Regions from separate parts of the Mus musculus genome. Here region 2 is linked to region 1. A link is a loop called in an ENCODE intact Hi-C map of the cell type or tissue named here. Cell type or tissue: heart. All regions are shown on one strand.

What was found. Peaks named below come from ENCODE experiments on the same cell type or tissue, not always from the same donor. Only the 100,000 strongest peaks of a DNase experiment are listed, where the experiment ranks them.
Region 2: a loop joins it to region 1, with 2.1 times the contacts of the local background. A loop is called at or near these places in 2 of 42 quality-filtered maps.

The regions. Positions count from the first base shown.
Region 1 is chr12:73,445,672-73,453,671 of GRCm38, reverse strand. Gm33929 (a long non-coding RNA gene) reads right to left here. Exons shown (of 3, transcript XR_001780532.2): 2 at 5,025-5,121; 3 at 4,325-4,580. It overlaps Gm34080 (a long non-coding RNA gene), which reads right to left and starts at 3,095. Exons shown (of 4, transcript XR_381684.3): 1 at 2,776-3,095. In heart, a CTCF peak has its summit at 3,313 (motif pointing right); DNase peaks (open chromatin) are centred at 2,881 and 4,391; H3K27ac peaks cover 945 bases.
Region 2 is chr12:73,109,236-73,117,235 of GRCm38, reverse strand. Six4 (sine oculis-related homeobox 4) reads left to right here and starts at 3,991. Exons shown (of 3, transcript NM_011382.3): 1 at 3,991-4,893; 2 at 7,887-8,000. The coding sequence starts at 4,052. It also overlaps a transcript of Mnat1 not described here. In heart, no CTCF peak of the experiment used is centred here; DNase peaks (open chromatin) are centred at 3,755 and 4,785; H3K4me3 peaks cover 3,677 bases; H3K27ac peaks cover 3,089 bases.

The DNA.
Region 1 (8,000 bases):
CTGAGTAGCTAACAGGACTGTGTGTGCTCTAGGTTTGAATAAAGAGTTTAGAAAAAAACCAAAACCCTCAGGGTCCTGTGCAATGCACACTGGCAATTGTTCCCTTTTGTTACATTCCAAACACATCTGCACCTTCCCCTGGGCTCTAGGGTTGTAACATCCTTGCAGAGGCTATGGCTCACGACCTATCGTCACCTTCCAGATCAGCCTGGAAAGCAAGAAAAATATGATGTGAGAGGTTTTCCTCCCTCTAAGCCAGCCTTAAGGAATGAACCATTTTCAGAGGAAAAGCAGGATTGTTGAAGGGCCAATACACAGTGGGTTCATTTTAACCCTATGTGATGCAATAGTTAATTATGTATATATGATTTCTGCTTAAGAAAAGGCTGAGGGGAATTGGGAGTTGGCTGGCAAGCTTGTGTGAAGCAAAACAATGAGATACAGTTCTTTGGGGGCGAAAAGAAATCTAAAGAAAGAGAGAGGAAGAAAGGAAGAAAGAAAAGAAGGAAGAGAAAGAAGGAAGGAAAGAAAGGGAGAGAGAGAGGAGGGAGGGAGAGAGGGAGGGAGGGAGGGAGGAAGGAAGGAAGGAAGGAAGGAAGGAAGGAAGGAAGGAAGGAAGGAAGGAAGGGCGAGCCCTAGGTTTGGAAAGGACAATTTAAAAAGTGAAGGTGTGTAGTGTCCTGCCAAAAATAAAGAATCTTTCCATAAACTATAATCCTCGTAATGTGTTATGACTTACTCTGTGGTTGACAATGACTGGCACAGGGTGTGAAACAACAGTGCCCAGTTCATCTGCCGTCCCCCTATGTGTACGAGAAACTAGCTTCTTTTGATCCTGTTGATTAGTTTCCTGCAAAAGACCATCTATGGTAGGGCTGAGAGTACACAAGACTATTGCCCAATTTCTTTTCTTTTTTTCTTTCTCCCAGTGCCATCGCTTCTGTCAGGGAAGGCTGGCAGCCTTCCCTAGGTAAGATCAAGTGGTCCCAGTCAAGCACAAATAATGCCTGCAGGGCTGCTTGTTCATGGTGCACTCTAGAGGAAGGATGGGGAAGGAAGACACCATTGACAAGCAAAAGCGTGCAGAAGTACAGACGGCCCCACCAAGCTCCATTTGTTCAGTGGCAAATACACAGACTGGATTCATTCAGTGTCATCAAGATCAAGGGTCCAAGTCACAGTGTAGCACATCTGCCTCCCAAGGAGCTCCCTGGAAATGTTTCAAAGGGATTGGCTGCCACAGAGAGAAGACTAAGAATGAGAGGGCTGCCTGAGCCTCCCTCCGGCTGCTCTCCTCCGTGCTTCTAATGCTTCTAAGCCTTGAGAAGCCATTGGGAACCTGGGTGGTTGGCTTGAGTCTGAGAAGGTCCAAGTGTCCTCTGTCAGCCCGTGTGCATCCTTAGCAGTCTCAGAAACATCCCGGGCAGAATTTTGTTTCATGGCTATCATGCATACTTTTCCACAGATTGATTTCGGGATGGGATTATAATTTCTGCATTAGCTTTTCTTAAATATCACGTGGATAATGAACCAATTTGTTCGAATGGCAAATAACTCCTACTTATGTTAATAGAATTCAGCTGATCCCTAGTAAGGCAGTATCTATCACACCTGCCAAGGTCTCTCAATCGCTCATCCTGAAGGCCACAGACCTAGGGACTGGCCTGGACCATAAGTACATTGCATGTTCTACTTCTCGTTTTAAGCAAAAAATAATAATGAAAACAGTTTATTTCATGTCCAGGTAAAGAGGCATACATAGGCCACATTGTGTATGGCAGGTTTTCTCTATGAATATTTAATCACCGGTCTGCCTTAGTTCCTATTTTTGGATGACCACTTACCAGCACTTTTCCTAGCCCCTGATGTGTGAAATCCAAAACCCCTTTGTTGGAACTGTGGCTAAACACTCCTCTTACCCTTCATAAATGTGCATAGACATGCGAGTGCATGTGAAAGTCTAACTTACTGTACAGCCATCAAAGGTCTGGCCCGACCACTACAGGTTCTGTAGGTGTCTCGGGTGTATGGAGAGAAGCCTTTGAAAGAGTAACTGAGATCTTCCCAGCAGCCATGGAGGTGAATTGAGCCATCTCTCCACTAGTGATTGACAGGGAGGGGGAGGGGAATCAAGGAGTGTCAGCAGCACTTGGAGAACCAGGTTAGCTGAGATGTAGGCAGGATGAAGAAAGCGGGTGGGAGGTGTCAGAGAGGACTGGGGGGGCTCTGCCTTCCTGGCCGTTTGGCTTTTAAAGGCAGTGCTAGACCAGTGGGTCTTAACCTGTGGGTTGTAACCCCTTTGGGGGTCTCATATCAGATCTCCTGCATATCTGATATTTATGATTTGTAACAATAGCAACATTACAGGGATAAGCAATGAAATAATGTTATTAGCCATCTCCCTCCACATTTCTTTTCTCCTTCCTCCACTCCTGTCTCTCCTCTCCCTCCTTCCTTATTGCCATGGTTTTTGCTCGGAGGCTGCCTGTCCCTCAGAGGACTAGTGAGTGGAAGTCACTTGGAGGTCAGTTAGGGGAACAGGGCCCTGAGGACCCAGCCAGACGGTGAGCTTTAGAGAGCAGACAGATGGCCAGGGTGAGTGTTGGGGGGAAGGGTGTCAGTGAGTGTTGGCCCTGCCTGAACCCTCATCAAAAGGTTAGCTAAGCAGGGGGCTATACTCCCTCCAGCACTAGAGAGGCATCTCAGCCCCTCACTCTGGTGGGCTCTAAAGTTCTGTGAGATGCTGGGATCCTAGCTGCATGCTATAGTTCATACCTTTAGCACTGGTTTCCTCCCGTCTTTTCATGTTGCCCTCCTCCTTAGCAGTGCTTGCTCTGAGCTTGGGTGAGACCTTCCCCAAGGGCTCCAGGCATTCTGGTCTCCATTGCTCAGCTTGTAGTGCCAGCTTCAGCAAAGCTACTTAAAGGCAAGCCCAGCATGAACTCCAGAGCTCTGCTTCTGGGTCCTTGGCTCTCAGCTGCTCCTCAGTATGGCCTTCCTTCCCTTTCCAAATTAATGCTTTTTTGGCTGCCAATGGTGCTTTTGTAAGAAACAGCCCCAGATTCATTAATCCAAGCCAAGCCGCAGTGAAGCTCATCTGTCAACGGTGTTCTCTCTGTTTCTCTGCCGGAAATTTGAAATCCTATTGGATCTAGGATGTGGATTTTCCTGGCTCTAGACACACTTTTGGAGTCTAGAATTTACACGATGAGGATTTTTTTTAACTACCTCTTTTTATTTCGTTTATTTATTTTTATGTATTTTTATGGTTTGCCTCTAAGTCCTGCTGACACATGTGTTACCTGTGGGGACCAGAAGAGGGCATCAGAACCCTTGAGACTGGAGTTGCAGACAATTGTGTCTGCCACGTGGATGCAGACAATTGAACCCGGGTCCTGTGGAAAAGCAGCCAGTCTTCTTGGCTGCTAAGCATCTCTCCAGCCCCGTGATGAGGACTTTTAACCTAGATGACCTTTAGAGTGCCCAAAGGGACAAGGAACACTAAAAGACCCCTTCTTTCCCTGTCAGCTCCACATCCTGCCCACCCTTTTGGGAGAGAGGAGGTGTCACCATGGGGGATTGTGCAGTTCCAAGTTAAGACCCTGTGGTTGATGCTGAGCTACAGAAGCCCGGGCGCCACTAATGGGCGTGGCCTTTTCCTACGCACCCACCTCTCCAGCAGAGGATGTTTGCAGCACCTGGGCCCTGAGCATTCTGTTAAATCTCAGATCTAGGTTAAAAACTCAAAAGAGTTTGGATCAAAGGCTCCATTTGACCACTGTTGCTCTGCTCAGTGAGTTTCTCCTCCATTGAAGCAACCCTCACAAGGGCAGGACATTCTGCAAACGACTCTGCCTCGTATCTCTAGTAACCGGAACAGAAAGGACCATGGAAGGTACTCGATGAGTATTTGTGATGGAAAGGCAAGCCCAACAGCTCCAAGTCTTGCTCTGCCACCACAGTAAGAGGCAGAAGGGCGAAGTCTGTCTGGGTTGTTCATCTATCCACTGGTTACTACAGTGACCACTTCTTCCGGCCCTACTTCCAGATCATTTCTCCCTTCTTAACACCCTTTCTTTCCATTCTTTCATGTCTTTAACTCTCCTACTAATAACACAAACGACCCCATTCCCCCCCCCCCCCCCCCCCCGCTTGCCTCTGGTGAGAAAAGAGAAACCCTCCGAAAGTGTGACTCAGAGAAATGAACTGAAATGTCATCCAAGGCCACTGGGAATTCCTCAGCCATGTGTCAGGGACCCTGTGCTGAGAGCCTGGGCCTCAGTCAAGACAGAAGGTTTCAAAACCCAACACCCTGAGACCTCTCTCCACCTTCTCCTCCCGGCCCCGCCCACATTTTTCCTGCTTGGTGGTTTCTGTGCTTGGCCAACTTGAGTGAAGGTTCCGCTTCCTTTCCATCAGTGTGCGATGGACTCCAACAGCCCTGCAGGCCACGCCCCACTGCTGCAGCTCCCACTCCAGCAGCTGTAGCTGCCACTGCTCATAGAGGATGGGGAGACAGGAGCCAAAGCCGGGTTTCACCATGGGCTCCTAGCCAAGGTGCCTCAGATTTTCCGCCGCACCTGGAAACAGGACCCGAAAAGCACAGGTTAGAGAGGAGACACGGCTGCTCGGCTGCTCGGTTCAATAGCCTCATTCATGAAATTAAACCAAAACAAACCCTGTAGCGTTTAGAACACTCTGTTTAGTTTGTTCTTTCTCTTCTCCTCGGATATTTGTAGAACAGGTCCCAGGGCATGAATGTGGAAAGAAATGAGGAAGAACTAGGAAAAAGAGGGAGGGAGAGTGGAAGGGATGGAAGGAGACCTCGGGCTCAGCCAAGCACAAAGACACCCATGGAAGAGAATTAATCCCGCCCTCCTCTCAAATGTGACAGGCAACGACAGGTTGAGAAATTGCTACCCCAGGTCATGGGAAGGTCATTGACGAGTTTTTCAGGTTTCCAGTAAGTAGGAAAATGACCGGGGCAGCTAAACTTCCCGCAACCCTGACTGAGAGAAGCTAACCTGGTACTGATGGGCCCTCAACAGATCCCAGGGGAGTGGATGAAAGACTTAGGCAGGGATTCTCTGCAGCTGGGACGCTCGCTGAATAGAGATGCCACTGAAACACAATTGGAGCATGGTTAGGGACATCCCTGTTGTCAGCTGGAGTTCTGAAACAAAGTGTAGGACCAGAGAAAGGACTCACTTCTACCCAGGGAGTCTGCAATCCGGATGGTAACAGCCATTATCATGAAGGCTGTCACAATGGCAGTGCAGGAGGCTGTCTTTAGAACACACAGAACCAGCCCGGGTGGTGGCGCATGCCTTTAATCCCAGCACTTAGGAGGCAGAGGCAGGTGGATTTCTGAGTTCGAGGCCAGCCTGGTCTACAAAGTGAGTTCCAGGACAGCCAGGGCTACAGAGAAACCCTGTCTCGAAAAACAAAACAAACAAAAAAGCACACAGAATCTAAATGGGAACAAACGGAGTCAACCCCCCCCCCCCTTTATAAAGATTCCTCCTGCCTGGACTGAGACCTTCCCATCCAACACTAGGGGGACAGGGATGAAGAAACATCTCCCTTTATCTTGTCCTGCCTGCCTGAAAGTGTTTAATTTGTAATCAAAACATATGCATTGAAACCTTACATGGTATCCATTACGGTATGGGTGTGTGTTCCCACTGTTGATGGCTTGGGGGGCAAGAGTTGAGACAGTAAACACTCTGCATTCCAGGCTGGCCTGGAAGGTGCAGTTTTCTTGCTTCAACCTCCCAAGAGGTAGGGGTAGGTGGACATGTGCACCCAGCCCAGCTAGGTTTTTTTTTTTTTTTTAATATTTTAAGTATCAATAAAAAGATAAATATTAAAAAAAATAGCCCAGACACTGTGGACTCCTTTAATCTGAGCACTCATGAGGCACAGGTAAGCAGATCTCTGTGAGTTCCAAGCTGGTCTGGTCTACACTGGGAGTTTCAAGCTAGCTTCAAAATAAATAAATAAATAAATAAATATTAAAAATGACAAAACTTAAACTCTGCTCAGTCAGCCCTGCATTTCCTGAAATCTTATATTACGCAAATCCCTTATGGAGAAGGAAGAAATCTTTCTGGCTCACCGATTTCCAAAGGTGGTAGAACTAGTTTCAGCAACTAGGATATGGAGGAACCTGAAGCTGCTCTCTGGTCGGTCCAGGCTTCCAACAGGTTGACCGTGCTACACCCTTCGGCTTTCCCCTCTGTATCTCAGGGTTGTTAGTTCTCCCAGACCCAACCTGGGATTAGCCTGAACAAAGAGCTGAAGATGAGCGAGGGTGCTGTATACATCAGCTGTCACACTTGTTAGAAGATTTAAGGGCTGGCGGGTGGTGGTGCACACCCTTGATTCCAGCACTTGGGAGGCAGAGGCAGGCAAATCTACAAGTTTAAGGCCAGTCTGGCCTACAGACTGAATTTCAGGACAGCCAGGACTATACAGAGAAACTCTGTCTCAAACAACAACAACAACAACAACAACAACAACAAAACCCAACTAAAACAAGATAAACAGAAAGAAAGAAAATGAGAGTTCATTCCAGTTAGATTATAATATAAGGGGAAATTTCAGCATAATATACGTTTCAGCATAATATACTTTATCTATGGGGGGAAAGTTAATACAGAAAATCTCAAAAGGTTTTTAAAAAAAAAAAAACTTGTCAGAATTCACAAAATGTACATATCTCCCCGTGGCTTTGAGGGTACATTATCCTAATTTTCATAATTAGCCTAACCAAGTGTGCTATCCTACAGGGTTAGGTTTCGCTAGCCTTTCACTTTTATGAACACACACACACACACACACACATGTTTTTATGAAGGTAGAGATCTTATAGCCTAAACAGTCCCCATTAGATCCAAAGTTCCATCATCACTACCCTCCAATAACATGAATTTAGGAGAGCACATCCCAACAATGGCATCATGTATATATGTAGATATATGTAGATATGTAGATATGTAGATATATAGATATATAGATATAATATTATATGTTAAGTATAATGTGTGTGTGTGTGTGTGTGTGTGTGTGTGTGTGTGTGTGTGTAATAACTCCAAGTGCTAGCAAATCAGTAAGAATAGTCCTAAGTAGAAGTGTAGACCCTTCGGGTAGCACACACGAGTAATCCCAGCCCTCAGGAGAATGCAGTAGGAGATATGTTGAGTTTGAGGCTAGTCTGTACCACACTATATCATAGTGAGATCTTGTCTCAAAAGGAAGAAACAGAGGGATAGAATGAACATGGATGAGGCTGAAAACCGCACAGTGGAAACAGGAAGGCCGCTCTCTCACAGAGATAAAGCGCTTTCTGTTTACAGTCGTAGATGTTGCCAAATTCTGCAGACCTAGCAACTTTGGTATGAGTGGCTGGTTTGGTAGTCTCAAACATCACGTCATTTTCCAGTGGCTTTAGCTGTTGGATGGAGCTCTGGGAGTAAATCAGAAAGGCATTAAACAACTTTCAAGCAGGGATACAAACAAAAGTTAGCTAAAGACCACGTTTTCAAATTTGGTGAAGAGGGTACCCATGGCAAATGTATGTATCAAAAAGCCTGTATCAAGGATGGAGAAAAAAGCTGAAAATGTTGAAGCCTTCCTCCCCACTTCAACTCCACTCATACTCTGCCACCCTGTGGGTATCCACTTCATACATAAGTTCTAGGTCTTTGTTCACAATAAAATGCCGCGTTTATTGTAGCATTTATATATTCTAAATGATTTAACATGTTCAGCCCTGTACTAGCCCTTTTACTAGATTCCTGTTTTTGTTTTCATTTCACTGACAAAGTCCCCTGGTACTGCACCCATGGCCCATTTCTCTGTAAGCCCTGTGGTTTTATTGTGCAATTTTGCATAGCCCGGTGAGTCTTAGGAATGCGTATATTGTACGACAGCGGAACAGAACCGGCGTGCTGTAATGTAATATGTAAACTACCACACTATTTGAAAGTACCTGGCTC
Region 2 (8,000 bases), 340 kb after region 1:
CTTAATTTTAAAGAAATCTAAAGCCAGGCAGTGGTGCCATACCTTTAGTTCCAGCACTCAGGAAAAAGTGAAAGGCAGATTTGTATGAGTTCAGGGACAGCCTGGTCTACAGAGTTTGTTCCAGAACAAGGATAAACACTGTCTCAAAAATCAAAAAAAAAAAAAAGGAAAGAGAAAAGAAAAGGAAAAGAAAGGAAAGAGAAAGGAAAGAAGGGAGGGAGGAAGGAAGGAAGGAAGGAAGGAAGGAAGGAAGGAAGGAAGGAAGGAAAAGAAATCTGTCTTCTTGGTTAAAAAAAGAAAAGAAAAAAAAATCACATGAACTCCAACATAACATGTTGTACTGAACCCAATTTTCTTCCAGGCACTAAGATGGCAAGAGCACCTGCTTGCTTTCTGAAACAAGAATTTGGTTTTCCTCTTGCTCTTCCCACCACACCCTCTCAGCCTCCACTCTTCCACTCTTCAAGATCACAACACAGCATGACACTGCATGCCAGCGCAGCAGAGTCAAAACTCCCAACATGGCGGAGGAATGAAACAGAAGCAATTTCAAACACCACTGGGTGTAACCCATGCTCCAAGATAAACTCCACACAAAATACAGTTCCATTCCAATGTCACTGACCATGTTTGAATCTACTAGGAACTGTGCCAGGGCATACTCTGAATTCACCCTGCCCAAGCACTGGGAGACTAAGATTTCTGACTCTAGGAACACCTTCTGCAACTGGTGTATCAATTCACAAAATTCAAATCTGTAGCAGGACTTTGTAAACCTCCTAGGAATTGAATCCTCCAGCCTCCAAGATCCATTGTTTCCACAGACGCACTATTACAGATCTGACAGAGTCACCAGTGCTTACATAGAACCTGGTAGACTTAGTGCACTAGAGACAATATAGAAAGCCAATGATCAAAAGTTCAAAAATTATGTTCTTTTCTAAGCCATGCACTATACTTGATTGATAATCATTTTAAAGCTAACTCCTATGACCTCATAACCTGGCCAAAGAAATTTTAAATTAGGTATATAAAACTGAAAAGTCTCCTTCCGTGTATTATCAATAGGAAGATAACAATTTTTTACATTAGATTAATTATGCATCAAGTTCTTTTTGGAAAGACTTATTTGATCTTTACAGGAATCTTTTCTACTTTTTATACTGTAAGTGTATAATGGCAGAGCTAGGACTGAACCCAAGCCTTGATAGCTGACCCTTAAATATGTATCTTTTCCATGAAACCATGCGACTTCTTATCTACTTTGCTCTGATAAATAAAATTCAAAGAACCAAAAGCCGAATGCCCACCCAGATTGGACTGAAAAGCAGAAAGTAGTAAAAAAAAAAAAAAAAAAAGAATGAACGTCAAATAATGAAGTCTATAATGAATTAATTATGGTGCATAATATGCCAATGTGGTCAACTCACACAAATGTACTGCTATAAGGTGTAAGGATTAGGGACAAGTATGTGAAGGGTAAGTAGAAACTCTCTTTACTATTTTTATGATTTATCAGTAAATCAAAATTATCCTAAAATAAAAAAATGTTTTTAAGTGCAAGAAAAAATTTAAAAAGCAAGGAAGTTTTAAACTCAAATATTATCCTGAACTTGATAGCTATCCGGACGTTTTCAAAGGAGGAGAGATATAAAGTGTTGCCTATGGTTATCAATTTTAAATCTGCCGAAGATGTCACTTACAATTTCACCACACTAGGATACTGTTTTTGAAGCAAAAAAGAAGGAGAGAAGTGGGGGCTACTGAGATAGCTGACCGTGCAAAGGTGCTTGCCATTAAGCCTCACAGTTCACCTGAGTTCAATCCCCAGCACCAATACAGTGGAAGAAGAGAATCAAAATCAGACAACCAACTCTCGAGTTGTCCTCTGACCTTCACACATGTGTCATGGCTGGCATGTGTGTTCTTGCATGTGCTCGCGCATGCACACACACACACAAATAAACATTTTAATGGAGAGCAGTTAGGTTATGTATCAAATATCTCAGCTAACCAAGAATAAAGTGGTAGAAAGAAAGAAAAAAGAAAAAAAGAGCCGGCGGTGGTGGCGCATGCCTTTAATCCCAGCACTTGGGAGGCAGAGGCAGGTGGATTTCTGAGTTTGAGGCCAGCCTGGTCTACAAAGTGAGTTCCAGGTCAGCTAGAGCTACACAGAGAAACCCTGTCTCGAAAAAACAAAAACACAAGAAAGAAAGAAAGAAAGAAAGAAAGAAAGAAAGAAAGAGAGAGAGAGAGAGAGAGAGAGAGAGAGAGAGAGAGAGAGGGAGAGAGAGGAAGGAAGGAAGGAAGGAAGGAAGGAAGGAAGGAAGGAAGGAAGGAAGGAAGGAAGAGAGAGAGAGAAAGGGAAAAGGAAAGGGAACAGGAAAAGGGAAGGGAAAAGGGAAGGGAAAAGGGAAGGGAAGGGAAGGGAAGGGAAGGGAAGGGAAGGGAAGGGAAGGGAAGGGAAGGGAAGGGAAGGGAAGGGAAGGGAAGGGAAGGGAAGGGAAGAAATGGGAAGAAAGCAAACCTCACCAAATTGAAGTGACAGCAGGTGACCTGAACAGCTGCCTGACAACATGCTGAAATAGGCAGTTATGAGTGACTGGGAAGCAGAAACACTACAAGGCCACCCTGAAGTAAAGGTTAGGGGGAGGACATTTAGCTGTTAAGAGTTTGAGAAGAAGCATATGCAAACAAATTCAACTGGCCCACAGTAGCCAGAGACAGGCTCACCATCCCTCTCTGAGCTAAGACCTCATGCAAACCATGAAGGACAGAATCCCAACTGAAGATAGCCACATTGCACCTCCTCCCTTCAGCCTCAACCCTGGCGGAGCAATCCTAGCAAGGGTTGCTGATTCTGTCCGGATCTCTTCCAATAGACCCGCATATAGAGATGGTGTTCTTCCCAGACCTATCTATCACCTTCAAAGAGAAACTATTTATCCATTCCAGCACCACATCGTGTGTGTGTGTGTGTGTGTGTGTGTGTGTATGTGTGTGTGTGTGTGTGTGTGTGTGTGTGTGTGTAGGGGGGTGCTGATGGTATCCACATTTTGAATGTTTCTACTATGGTAAATAGATTTATGCCCTAGTCCATTATAATTTAGCTCTCTTCTATACTACTTACCCAGTATAAACATCCAGGTTTATTTTCTATATGCTTATTTGTATTAGGTCCATCTCAGGGTTTCTGCCTTTTTTTTTTTTTAATGCTTCTTGCCTTTGTCATCTCGGTGGGCTACACACACTGCTCATTTCAAGGTTTTTCAAGATCTCCCCCTCCGGAATTTTCATTACTACCAATGCTTCTCTATCAGAGCATTCCTTAGTGCTGTTCTTGACTCTTGAATACACATCCTTAATAAAGACATCCCTTAGTTTGGGGGGTGGGGGGAGGAGGTGCTGGGGAGCTTCGGAATTAGTCTCTGAAGTTTTGTTATCTACATACTGAGGGTGGTCTCTTTGTTAAAATTTTAGCTGTCCAGACTTTAAGGTCACGCGATTAGTATTCCCTTGGGAATCACTGGGCCTTTCTTTGAAAGAGCTGTCCAATTTTCAGGCCACACTAAATAACTGCCCATTCAGAAGCTTGGCCAGAAAAGAATGTCGGTGTTTTCCGGCAGGTAAAGGTGCCTGGGGGTCAGGGAGAGAGGGAAAGGCAAGGGGTGGAGTGGGAGGCGGGTGATCGACAGGGATAGAAACGGTGTCTCCTCCTCCCACTGAATGCGAAATAGCCAATGGGGTGGCTCGGCCGGGCCGGCCGGGCGGCCAGTGCCATATAGTATGCAGCAACCGGAGGAGTCACGTTGGGGGAACGGCAGAAAGCAGCTATCCGTTTACACTACTTTGCTCTAGCAGCTATCTTAATGGTGACTGCGTGGCCTGGGGGAAACCTGATCGGCCAGATCCAGCCGAAACCGGGAGGGAGGGAGTGGGCTTTCCGGAGGGGGGAGGGGGAGGGAGGCGAAGAAGGAGGAGTAAGAGAGGGGGAAAGAAAGAGGAAAAGAGTGCGAGGGAGTGAGGGAGGGAGGAAAATAAACAACAAAAAATGTCCTCTTCCTCCCCCACCGGGCAGATTGCAAGTGCGGCGGACATCAAGCAGGAGAATGGGATGGAAAGCGCCTCGGAAGGACAGGAGGCGCACCGAGAAGTGGCGGGGGGCGCGGCGGCTGGGCTGAGCCCCCCGGCTCCAGCTCCTTTCCCCCTGGAGCCGGGGGACGCCGCGGCTGCCTCCAGGGTAAGCCGGGAGGAAGGGGCAGCGGCGGCGGGAGCGGCAGATCAGGTACAACTCCACTCGGAACTTCTGGGCAGGCACCAGCACGCAGCCGCCGCGCAGCCCCCACTGGCCTTCTCGCCGGACCATGTCGCCTGCGTGTGCGAGGCGTTGCAGCAGGGGGGCAACCTGGACCGCCTGGCCCGGTTTCTTTGGTCCCTGCCCCAGAGCGATCTGCTACGTGGCAACGAGAGCCTTCTGAAGGCGCGAGCGCTCGTGGCCTTCCACCAGGGCATCTACCCTGAGTTGTACAGCATCCTCGAGAGCCACAGCTTCGAGTCGGCCAACCATCCGCTGCTGCAGCAGCTCTGGTACAAGGCGCGCTACACCGAGGCCGAGCGAGCGCGCGGCCGGCCGCTGGGCGCCGTGGACAAGTACCGGCTGCGCAGGAAATTCCCCTTGCCCCGCACCATCTGGGACGGCGAGGAGACGGTGTATTGTTTCAAGGAGAAGTCGCGCAACGCGCTCAAGGAGCTCTACAAGCAGAATCGCTACCCCTCGCCGGCTGAGAAGCGGCACCTGGCCAAGATCACCGGCCTCTCCCTCACCCAGGTCAGCAACTGGTTCAAGAACCGGCGGCAGCGTGACCGAAACCCCTCCGAGACCCAGTCCAAAAGGTGAGCGCCAACTTTCCTCCTCCCCCTTCCTCCCCCCACCCTTTCCCAGCTTTCTTTTCCTCCTAGCGCTCGAAAACATGGCGCTTACCTTCCCCACCAGCCTGGTCCGGCTGCCCACCTCTCCCCGCCCCCCACCTCGCTTCCCTACCGGGGTGGTAGGGGGGACGACGGTGGCAACGAGCGGGCGGGGGATCCTCCCTCCTAACCCTCCCCCTCCTGCCCCCAGAAGTTTCTGGTCGCCCTCTTAGGTCCAGTCCCCGCCCCCACCTCGGCTGGTCACTGCTGCCCGGCTTCCCACCCCCATCCTGCTGCCTTTGAAGTTGCCACTCTCGCCTTGGTTCTTTTAGGGAATGTGTGCGCACGCTGCCGGCAAGGCTGCTCTCACGGCAGCTCTGGGCCCGCAGGGGCTGCCGGCGCCGGCCGGGGTCCCTGCCTCCGCGGGGTTACCCGGAGCCTGGAGTGCGCACACGCTCCAGGGTACCCAGGGTTCGACTGAAGCCCGGGCTTGCCCTGGAGGTCACCAGGGGCTCTCTGGAAGGAAAAGGAGAGTTAATGGAGACTAGTGGCTCAGATGGGGTCTGGGGACGTCGAGGCTTTAATATGACAGAGTTAATCATTTACCCTGCCCGCCGCGGTTCCCATCGCTGCTAGGGCAGCGTGGGGTGTGGGTGCTGCTCGTCTCTGCGGTGTTTTGAAACCTGATTCTGAACAACTTCGGATCGGGTTACAGTGCCTCAGAGGTGGCAGGACTGAAGGACAGTTTCTTGGACCCCCTAACACAGCATGATCCCCTACTGACTTTGGGAATAGGAGACAAGCCGGCTGGCATAAGGTGGGCAGCAGGAAAGAAGTAGGGGAGCTATCCACTCAGTCCTCCTTCAGCCATCCTACACACACACAGACCCACACACACTCTCTCTCTCTCTCTCTCTCTTTCGTATAAAATGCAGGGTTTTTGTTTTGTTTTGTTTTGTTCTTCTCTTTTGTGTCTGCTAGAGTCAGACCCTTGGCTGTGTGTGGGTGTTTGTGTGTGTGGGTGTGTTGTTGTTTAGGTGTGTAGTGGTTGTTGTTGCTGCTGCTGCTGCTGCTGCTGCTGCTGTTGTTGTTGTTGTTGTTGTTGTTGTAAGGGTAAAGTAAGCAGAAGGTTGATGGCCCCCTCCCCGCGGGGATTGGGGAGAAGAGAATCAAAATGCAGTTCAAATGTTTTGCTCTGGGAAGGAACCCGGGAGCCATGGAAGCAGCCAGCCTGGGCCAGGTGAAGGTGATCACCCTGCGCATTCCAGAGCCCTCCCTCGCTACTATGCCCTGCGCCCGGGTGGAGCTGGAGGCCCACAGCTCACCCCAGGCAGGGAGAGAGGCGCACTGTGCAGCCCTGACCCTTGTTGCGGGTAACCATAAACAAAACATGCCGGGCGACCTGCGAGCACCCTCTCCGTCTTGAGAGAGGGGGCGACCCGAAGAAAGAGCACTGGTTAGGAGACCCCACCTACCCCGGAGTGCTCTGCAGATGGACTGAAGGAATCTCCTAGGCACTGGGTAGGAAGCCGGTGGCACATGCTGACCAGCTGTCCTGTAACCTTTGCTATGGAACCGGCCCAGTTCCCAGGATCTAATCTACACACACACACACACACACACACACACACACACACATATCCTGAGCCATGCTCTGCTGACTTCATCCTCCTCCCCATTAACTCCACACCCTCAACCCCCAGCCCAGTTGCCTGGTATAGGCCCCTCTCCGGATCTACCTCCCACCCGCACCCCTGGTGAGTCACCCTCACCAATGGCGACGGCTGCTCTGCTTCAGCTCATAAATCAAAGCGCTTTCTGCGCTCCTGGCCCCAAAGCCCAAAGCCTGGGTAATCCCCTCCCCTCGGCTTGAAAGGAAACCGACCACATTGGGATGTTGGATCCTCAGCTGGACCAAGTCTCACCAGGCTTCCAAACTGCTTCTGTCCTGCCCCGCCCAGATTCAAACCAAAGAGGAAAACTGCCACCATTCCTCCCTGACCCGAACTTGGTATTTCCCTTATGTCCAGGATCCTGGAATAGGAGGACTGAAGACTCAGGGCAGGAGTCTGATAGTGACAAGGCCACTGAGTGATGCTCACCTTTTCCCTCCCACCTCACCAGAGCACTGGATGGTGTGTGTTAAATAAGCCCTTATGGCTTCCTTTGGATTCAAAGGCAACTGTGCATATGGAGAGTTGCGAGTGTCTTTCCTACAAGGGCAAAGCACTTTATTGAGTGAGAGTTGTCTCTCTGGTGGAATAGAGATTTGGGAACAGTTGAGAAAATGGCCTCTGGTTACCTAACTGGCAAATACAACTGAACACCTCACCCCTCCTGCTCCTTTGGCGATTCCATCTACCTTAAAAATAACATGAATCTGAACTGGCTCTCCTAAACAGCAAGACGACCCATTAACATTTCATGAATCGCTTCTATGGCAGAGGTAGCAGTCCTTTTAACAGTTGGAGTAGCCTAGGAATGCTCTAGGAATGAAAACACAGTATTAAAGTGCTTTCAGTTGAATTTTACATTGTCCATCCTTCTGGTCTTTCTCTGATTTTATTTTATTTTTTGTTTGTTTGGTTGGGTTTTTTTTTTGTTTTTGTTTTGTTTTGTTTTGTTTTCCGAGACAGGGTTGTCTCTGTATAGCCCTGGCTGTCCTGGAACTCACTCTGTAGACCAGGCTGGCCTCGAACTCAGAAATCCGCCTGCCTCTGCCTCCCGAGTGCTGGGATTAAAGGCATGCGCCACCACACCCAGCTATAAGTTTATTTTTTTAAGGGGTCCAAATGCATCATCTCATTCCCTGGCTGGGCAGAATTGGCTTAAAACCTCATAGTTTCAACAGGGCCAGCAGATAATTCTATTGTGCTTTGCTTAAATGTTGCCGTTAATGAGTTTGAAGGATGTTTTACAAACTATGTCGATTGTCAATCCCTTGACCTTCACAAATGTCTTCTCCTCCCCCTGAACAGCGAATCGGATGGCAACCCCAGTACCGAGGATGAATCCAGCAAGGGACATGAGGATTTGTCTCCTCATCCACTTTCAGGCGCATCTGATGGCGTCACCAACCTCAGCCTCTCTAG